3 separate regions of the Homo sapiens genome follow, and all the other regions are linked to region 3. The links are chromatin contacts, found by Hi-C or POLR2A ChIA-PET in ENCODE. All regions are on one chromosome and are shown on one strand. The core of a region is the stretch at or near the end of the contact, and the rest is flanking DNA. Distances in the headings are between cores, read along the strand shown. Region 1 has its middle 7.6 kb from the start of NOS2. Region 2 has its middle 87 kb from the start of MIR4522. Region 3 overlaps KSR1 (kinase suppressor of ras 1).

What was found. A loop is a pair of places that touch in the nucleus more often than their neighbours do. ChIA-PET counts read pairs that join two places held with the same protein, here RNA polymerase II (POLR2A). Pooled maps may share reads with other maps.
Region 1: a loop to region 3 is called in a pooled map, with 8 times the contacts of the local background. The contact joins two enhancer-like sites. A Hi-C loop is called at or near these places in 1 of 37 single-sample maps with no recorded cell type and 8 of 50 pooled maps. POLR2A ChIA-PET finds 5 or more read pairs at or near these places in 1 of 52 experiments (activated B cell).
Region 2: a loop to region 3 is called in a pooled map, with 3 times the contacts of the local background. The contact joins two enhancer-like sites. A Hi-C loop is called at or near these places in 1 of 168 maps with a recorded cell type or tissue (GM12878), 7 of 37 single-sample maps with no recorded cell type and 5 of 50 pooled maps.

What each region holds. Positions count from the first base shown.
Region 1 is chr17:27,806,775-27,809,474 of GRCh38, forward strand. No RefSeq gene overlaps it. Among named protein-coding and RNA genes, the nearest start is that of NOS2, 7.6 kb to the left of the region's middle. RefSeq lists promoters at 1-2,043, 1-2,700, enhancers at 1,305-1,424, 2,038-2,700 and a silencer at 1,960-2,122. Within about 2 kb of position 1,442, at least 10 of the 41 ENCODE cell types and tissues checked have a DNase peak (open chromatin) inside an H3K27ac peak, as active enhancers do.
Region 2 is chr17:27,206,006-27,208,705 of GRCh38, forward strand. No RefSeq gene overlaps it. Among named protein-coding and RNA genes, the nearest start is that of MIR4522, 87 kb to the right of the region's middle. Within about 2 kb of position 1,351, at least 4 of the 41 ENCODE cell types and tissues checked have a DNase peak (open chromatin) inside an H3K27ac peak, as active enhancers do.
Region 3 is chr17:27,543,145-27,545,844 of GRCh38, forward strand. All of the region lies in intron 1 of KSR1 (kinase suppressor of ras 1), which reads left to right. It overlaps LOC124903960 (a long non-coding RNA gene), which reads right to left. Exons shown (of 2, transcript XR_007065680.1): 2 at 1-829. Among named protein-coding and RNA genes, the nearest start is that of LGALS9, 87 kb to the right of the region's middle. RefSeq lists enhancers at 1-162, 163-663 and a silencer at 1,337-1,396. Within about 2 kb of position 1,312, at least 4 of the 41 ENCODE cell types and tissues checked have a DNase peak (open chromatin) inside an H3K27ac peak, as active enhancers do.

The sequences.
Region 1 (2,700 bases), core at 192-2,691, 260 kb after region 3:
GCTCTCTACGAGAGCCAGAAACAACCCAAGTGATCAGCATAGAGAAAGGCACACCAGGCCAGCTTTATAGTGTACCATTACGTGGCCAAAAAAAAAGTGTATTAAGAATTTTTTGGCCAGGTGTGGTAGCTCATGCCTGTAAATTCTAGCATTTTGGGAGGCTAAGATGGGAGGATTGCTTGAGCCCAGGAGTTTGAGACCAGCCTTGCCAACATGGCAAAACCCTGTCTGTACAAAAAATACAAAAATTACAAAAATTAGCCAAGTGTGGTGGTGAACACCTGCAGTCCCAGCTACTCGAGAGGCTGGGGTGGGAGGATCGCTTGAGACCAGGAGGTCGATGCTGCAGTGAGCTGTGATTGTACCATTGCACCCCAGCCTGGGCAACAAAGTGAGACCCTGTTTCAAAAAAAAGGATTTATTTAGCTGGGCATCGTGACAAGCACCTGTAGACCTAGCTACTAACTGAGGTGGGAGGATCACTTGAGCTGAGGAATTAAGAGACCGCAGTGAGCTATGATTGCACCATTGCACTCTCCAGCCTAGGCAACAGTGAGACTCTGATCTCTTAAAAAAAAAAAAAAAGAGTCTTTATGATAAGAAATAATGTTCATGATATCAGTAGAAAAATGATAACCCCTAACATGTAAAATAAAGACAGAAAAAATGTGAGAAAAAAATACTAAAATATTAAAAAGTGGTAGAATTATGGGCAATAGTTATCTTTTCTTTACCCTTCTCTGTATTTGCTATCTGTGCATATGTTAGTTTTATAATATAAAAAGTGACTCCTTACTTTTTGAAATACTATCTCAGACGTGTGGCTGTGCCAGTAATTCACCTTTCCCAAAGGAAAAGAGCCTCTAGCACCCATTTTCATTACAGGAGGCACAGAGAGGGCGGCTGCCCACGCCCCTGGCTGTTCTGCAGGAGTTACACCGGTTTTCTGAGCATCGTCCGTGAGTTTTCCAAGCTGGGCCCTGGGGATCCAGTGGTGAGTGATGGCAGACAAGCTGGCTGTCTCTCTCCCTCCCCACTCTGCTGCCAATAGAGATGGCAAGATGAGTCCCAGAGCCTGTTGGAGGCGGTGCATTTGGGGGACAGGGGCTGCCTCCTTAAAAACAGAGTGGAAACCAGGGGGACAGGCCAAGTGCATCGAAATGCTAGGACGGTTGGCCAAAGCTGAGCGGCTCACTCTTGAAACAGAGGTGGGGTCTGGCTCTTGGTGGGTGAAGGAAGAATTGGAGGAAGGGAGGAAGGGTAATTCCTCCAGCAATTTGAGTGGGAGGCTGTGGGGGGCAAGCTATTAATAACGGCAGAGGCCACTGTCAGGCAGACTCAGGGACAAGTCTCAGGCCTGCCACCTAAATTCATCTGTGGGCATTGGAGAGGTTACTTTTGGTTTCAGTTTGCTTATCTGTAAAGTGTGGATAATCACAGAGTCCCCACCTCCTCAAGCCTTGGGGAGGAGTAGCGAGAGGATGTACGCAGCACCTGCCCTGCAGTTCAGCTTGAGCACGCTCCTATCTTGCCAGAGCCGGAGCGTAGCTGTAGCTTTAGCAGAGCAGCAGCACCGAGCTGGCTGGCTCTGCCTACTGCTATTCTCCCAGCACCTGGCACATGCTGGAGCTCAAGAAACAATGCCCAGCTGACTGCCAGGGCCTTTTTAATGTGTTATCTCATGCATTCCACACCACCACACTGTGAGGTGAGCTGTGTCAACCCTATTTTACAGATGACAAAATTGAGGCTTAGGAAGATTAAAGAATTTTTCCCAAGATCATACAGCTAAAGCTGCAGAACCAAGATTCAGGTCCATTTGATTCCAAATGCTTCTGGGAGGAGCATCTTAGGGACACCACCGGTCTGAGGCTCAAGGCAGCCCTCTCTCACCCAAGACCAAGCTCTTGTAGACAACAACTGTTTAAAGGGCAAAGACAGCTCCTGGGGAAGAGGCAGGAAAATCAATGAAATGATCTGTGATGCTGTCAGGGCCCTGGAGGAAGGACTGAGCAATGCAGGAGTTCCCCAGGGGCTCCCGGGAGGGCCCAAGAGGCCAGGTGGGGGCGGGGTTGGGCAGGGAAGCCTGGGGGAGTACTCTCAGAGGAGGTGACAGTCCCCAACAGGAGGAAAGGCTGTCCTCCTGCTGAGCTTACAAGGGAAGCTCCCATGCCGGAAGGAAGAACCTTGAACTTCTGCTTCCAATACCTGTGTCTAGCCTGTCTCATCCTGGCCTGCATTTCAGAGCTCCCCCCAACTCCAGGAGCTCTCTAGTAAGCCATGCCTTTGCACACACTGTTCCCTGTTGCTGGAATGTCCTTCCCGACAGCTCCCTAGCCCACCCTTGCCCTGACTCGAATCCCCTTCAGACTCTGCTTTACTTCATGGCATTGTTGCCTCTAGGGGCTCCCCTGACCCTCCATCCTCAAGCCCCTTGGGGTTCCCCAAATCCCTTAGGCTCCCCTCTCCTCAACACTGATCCCACTGTTTTAATTGTGGTCTCACTGCTCTGTCTCTTTTACTAGACACAAGCTTCCCAAGGCCAAGGTCATGTCTCACATCTCTGCAGCACCAGCAGCATGCTTGGCCCAGACTAGGTGCTCAGTGGATTTTGTTTTGTTGAGATAAAAAGTCACGTGCCATTAAATTCCCCCATTTAAAGAGTATAATTCAGTGGTTTTTAGTATATTCACAAAGTTA
Region 2 (2,700 bases), core at 101-2,600, 340 kb before region 3:
AAGTCCAAAATCATTTTCACTGAGATTTAGCTAAGGGTTTGCAGAAATGGCTCATTCTGGAGGCTTCAGAAAATAATACATTTTCTTGCCTTTTTCAGCTTTGCAGGGTGCCTGTAGTCCTTGCCTCACAGCCCCTGCCTCACATCACTCCAACCTCCTGTTTCCGTGGTCACATCTCCTACTAATCACTCTGACCCTCCCTGTCCCCTCTTATAAGGACCCTTGTGATTACATTGGGCCCACGCAGATAATCCACGGTTGTCTCCCCATCTCAAGATCCTTAATTCAAGTCAAATCTTCAAAGTCCCTTTGTCATATAAGGTGATATTCACAGGTTCTGGGAATTAGGGATTACTCCACCTACTACAGGTGTCAGGAAAGCAAGTTCTAGCTTCCTCAATCAGTGAGGACTTACTAGAAGGTTACATCGAGAAAATAGTAGGAAATCAAGAAAACCAACAGGCATTTGAGATACAAGGCAAATACATACCTGGTTATCTTGCTGTCCTTTCAGCAGCCGGTGCCTTTTGCTGCAGACTCTAGACTTCTACCTTTATTGTGACTGTCTTTACTTCCTTTTCTGTCTAACTGATGATTCTAGTAGCTCTAGCAGTCAAACTGAGTTAGCCAGAGGCCCATCCTATAGAGGGCGCCCCTTTTCTGCCAGGCTCTTTTATGAGGAAATCTCATTGACTGCTATCTAACCTACAGATAGCAGCTTTTGAATCAGTCATTAATCCTTGGTCCACTCAGCTTTGGCCAGAAAAGCTGGGCCACAAGACACAAAATGTGTACAGGAACCACGGGCCTTTGTCTCTGAAAGGCGCTGGGAAGTTCCAAGCATTTGGAGATCGTTAGACTCTTCTCCAAAACACTGTCAGTGATGGCAGAGTTTGAGCAAAATATTTTGCTTCCCAATTTTTGAAACTGGAATGTTTATAGGTGCTTGTTACAAACAGATTTTTGTTAATGTTTACAAAATATAGTATTCCTAAGAAAACAAATAAGAATGGTCCAAAAATAAAGAGTGCTTTGGAAAGCTAAAGGCTTGTCATGATATCCTGTAGTCTAATCAGAGACTCTAATTACGGGAAAAGACATACATATCACCAAACGAAGTCTTCAAGATCATCCTGGTCTTTATAGCTCTTCAAATTATATAAAGCAACACACTGGAATTCCCAAGCTCTGAGTCATCCATGAAAAAAACAGCTCATATGACTTTCAGGACACTGAATTTAATTCAGAAACCATTTTATAAATGTCTACTCTCTTTGACAGAGGAGATCTAGGAAAAGAGAGAAGTAATCTGGAGTGTAGCACAGAATTAAACTGACTTCTCTTTAATGGAGACGTAGAGCCTGTTACACTGCAGATTCTTGGATCATGTCAGATAATCATAGCTTCAGCCACTGGATTAGTCATATCATGAATTTCATAATCACCATATAATTGACACAGGCCTTTAAACAGTCATTTCTCCTGGAAGCCAGTTTATTGCTGGAATTAAATGAACTGTCACTCTCTGCAGAAAATGGAACAAACTTTTCACTTGGCTCACCTTGGCAGTAATCAGGAGATTTCTAGGAATTAGCAACAATCCTCGCCAAGCTGTCCAAGTGGTAACAAGCAGATTGCCCTTAAGAATGCAAAGGTTCATACTGCCCAAAGTAATTTATAGATTCAATGCTATCCCCATCAAGCTACCACTGACTTTCTTCACATAATTAGAAAAAACTACTTTAAACTTCATATGGAACCAAAAAAGAGCCCACATAGCCAAGACAATCCTAAGCAAAAAGAAAAAAGCTGGAGGCATCATGCTACCTGAATTCAAACTATACTACAAGGCTACAGTAACCAAAACAGCATGGTTCTGGTACCAAAACAGATATATAGACGAATGGGACAAAACAGAGGCCTCAGAAATAACACCACACATGTACAACCATCTGATCTTTGACAAACCTGACAAAAACAAGCAATGGGGAAAGGATTCCCTATTTAATACATGGTGTTGGGAAAACTGGCTAGCCTTACACCTTATACAAAAATTAACTCAAGATGGATTAAAGACTTAAATGTTAGACCTAAAACCATAAAAACCCTAGAAGAAAACTTAGGCAATACCATTCAGGACATAGGCAAGGGCAAAGACTTCACAACTAAAACACCAAAAGCAATGCCAATGCAAGCCAAAACTGACAAATGGGATTTAATTAAACTAAAGAGCTTCTGCACAGCAAAAGAAACTATCATCAGAGTGAACAGGCAACCTACAGAATGGGAGAAAATTTTTGCAATCTCTCCATCTGACAAAGAGCTAATATCCAGAATCTACAAAGGACTTAAACAAACTTACAAGAAAAAAACAAACAACCCCATCAAAAAGTGGGCAAAGGATATGAACAGACACTTCTCAAAAGAAGACATTTATGCAGCCAACAAACATGAAAAAAAGCTCATCATCACTGGTCATTAGAGAAATGCAAATCAAAACTGCAATGAGATACCATCTCACACCAGTTAGAATGGTGATCATTAAAAAGTCAGGAAACAACAGGTGCTGGAGAGGATGTGGGGAAATAGGAACACATTTGCACTGTTGGTGGGAGTGTAAATTAGTTCAACCATTGTGGAAGACAGTGTGGCAATTCCTCAAGAATCTAGATCCAGAAATACCATTTGATGCAGCAATCC
Region 3 (2,700 bases), core at 62-2,561:
CTGTCTAGACTGCCATTTTAGCTGGTGCTAAATGGTCTTGCTTTTAGAGGCAAGGCAGCTATTGCTCCAGCTCCACTGTGGCAGCCTCCAAGGGATGGTTGGTTCTGTGGCCACAGAGGAACCCAGCCTCCCAAATCAGACTGGCCCATGGGTAGGTTGCCTGGGACAGCCATGACACACCATGGAGGATGGGCCCAGGACCCATGCTATGGGGCACCAGCTATGGAGAGGCAGGTTGGGGCGCAGTGTAAAGGAAGGATGACAAGGAAGGGACCTGCAGGGTAGGGGTGTGAGGCCTCCATGTTCCTGGGGATCCCTGCAGTTCTGGGGGCTGTGTCCTTTACCTGAAGAAGTCTCTTTCCTCAGTGGCACGTGCTTCTCCTTGGCACAGTATCTGCTCAACCAGGCCCGTGCTCTCCAGGGATGTCTGACAAGCCTCACCACCATCCAAGTGATACTCGTGGAGCCTCCATTTGGGAGGCCTGTGCCAGAGTCATACCCGAGCAGCTGGGGTGGCAGATGACACTGAGGCTGATCAGGATGCCAGGTTACGGGTGCAGATGTTCCTTTGGGCAAGTGGAGCCGATGTCATTTCATTCCCGTCACATCCTCTGGTGCTGAGGTTGGAGGTGAGCACTCAAAGGAGGATAGGATTGGGTTCCCTGGAGTCAGCTGGGTGGGTACAGGTCTTGGCCGTCTCGCCTTTAGAAGAAATATATCTGATGCGTGGGTTCCTCCAGCATTGTCCTGAAGTCAAGACCAGATTTCAGGGTCTTCCTTAGTCCCATCTCTGACACGGGCAGATTCCCACCCATATCTTCTGTATTGCCTAGGGAGGTAATAAGAGAGAACCTGTCGGCTTCGCCTGAGAAGAACACCACCCACGTCCGCTGCCGCCGCAAGAGTGTTTTCTGTGTTCCACACGTTTTGCTGAGCACTTTGCATTCATATTTTTCTCATGTAAGCCTTCACAACAGCCTTTTGAGGTAGATCAACCCCATTTTACAGGTAGGAAAAGTGAGGCTCACTGGTTAGATCCCATGGCTATGTTCACCCAAGGGAGTGGTGTCAAGGGACTTTAGGGCTAGAGATGTCCTTCATGGAGCCACACTGACTCCTAGGTATGGCTGGATAGGACCCGTGGTTTGTTTTTTGCTTGTTCCAAGCACTTTGTATACGGCAACTCACTTGGCCTCAACCTCCATAAAATGATACTCTTTTTATAGGTGGTAAGACTGAAGCTGAGCCAAGGGGGATTTCCCCAAGATCTTTGATTTTAGATGTTAGAGCTGGGACTAGAGCTGAGCTCCTTCGGCCCCAGATACTTAGTGAGCGCCTGCTGTAGTATCGGTAGCACCCACCAACTGTTTGTGGCTGACCTGATACTATTCTCTTTCTGTAAGTCAGACTCTGGTCAGGGCTGGGGTGGGCCCACAGTACATTCTTGAAGCAAAAGAATATTGGGGTGTGAGAGATGTTGGTTCCAGCCCAGGGCCTCCCCTGTGGCCAGAGACGTAATGACTCTTTCCTTCTTGCTGCTGGTCCCATCCCTGAAACCCCAGGTGCTTGTCTATTCCGGAAAATTTATATCTTGCGGTTTTGTGGTTAAGAGAAAATGACGCTACCAATGAAAGGTCCCCTTTTAGGCCCCCAGGGCTGGGCTAGCAGGCCCCACTGTGGTTTGTCTGGGAAAGTAGCCCCTTGGCGCTTCTGTGACTGCAACCAACTTTCCAAGAAGTGAGAGCAGCTTCATTTCACTCTGACGGGAGTGGCTGCCTGTAGGCCACCTCCATCCTTTGTCAACCAGAGAAGTTTTGCTCCATCAGCAGAACCCAAATCTGTAGAGGTTGTTTCTTAACAAGTTCTGGGAGATAGCAGCTGCCAGGACACCAGACCTGCCAGTAGCTGGGTCGTGCTGCACTGCATGTCTTCCCTTTTCCTTGTCTCAGGCACAGCTAGCCAGGTTTATGGGTTATCTGGGTGCAAAGAAGAATCACTTCAAGTTCTGCACAGTTCTACCCATGGGCCTGCTTTGGGCTGTCTAGCGGGGATCTCTACCGGCCTTTAAAAAAAGAAACCGCTTGCTCCTCTTCTAGGGAAGCTGTCCTGGCTTTTGAGATGTTCAGACCCCTGTCTCATCACTTGCCCAGTTGGTGTTTGTTTTTCGCTGCCATTTGATAAACTTTGTGTGCCTGTCTGGCACAATGTATTGTGTTTGTGTGTTCATCCTTTCAACAAAGGTTTTAAAATAGCAAACCAGGCCAGGTGTGGTGGCTCATGCCTTTAATCCCAGCACTTTGGGAAGCTAACACAAGAGGATCACTTGAGCCTAGGAGTTAGAGACCAGCCTGGGCAGCATGGCAAGACCCCATCTCTATTATGAAAAAAGAGAAAAAGCAGCCCATGTGCTGGGTGCTGTGCTGGCTCCTGAGGTCTGCTGGTGACCAAGAACACCAGCTGGACCCCCACCTCCCAGAGTTTCCAGCCTGAAGAGGGAAGCAGACAAGCGTGAAAAATCAGAACTGCGATATGTGATCTGGGCAGGGGGCTGGAGGGCTTGAGGAAGGCTTCCTGGAGGAAGTGGTGTCTGAGCTGATCCTTGTAGGCGGAGAGTCACTGGGAAGAGCTTGCTTAGCAGGGGACCGAGTGCCTCAAAGCTGAAAAGGGCAGGCAGGTTGTGGGGAGGCTGGACTGGGGAAG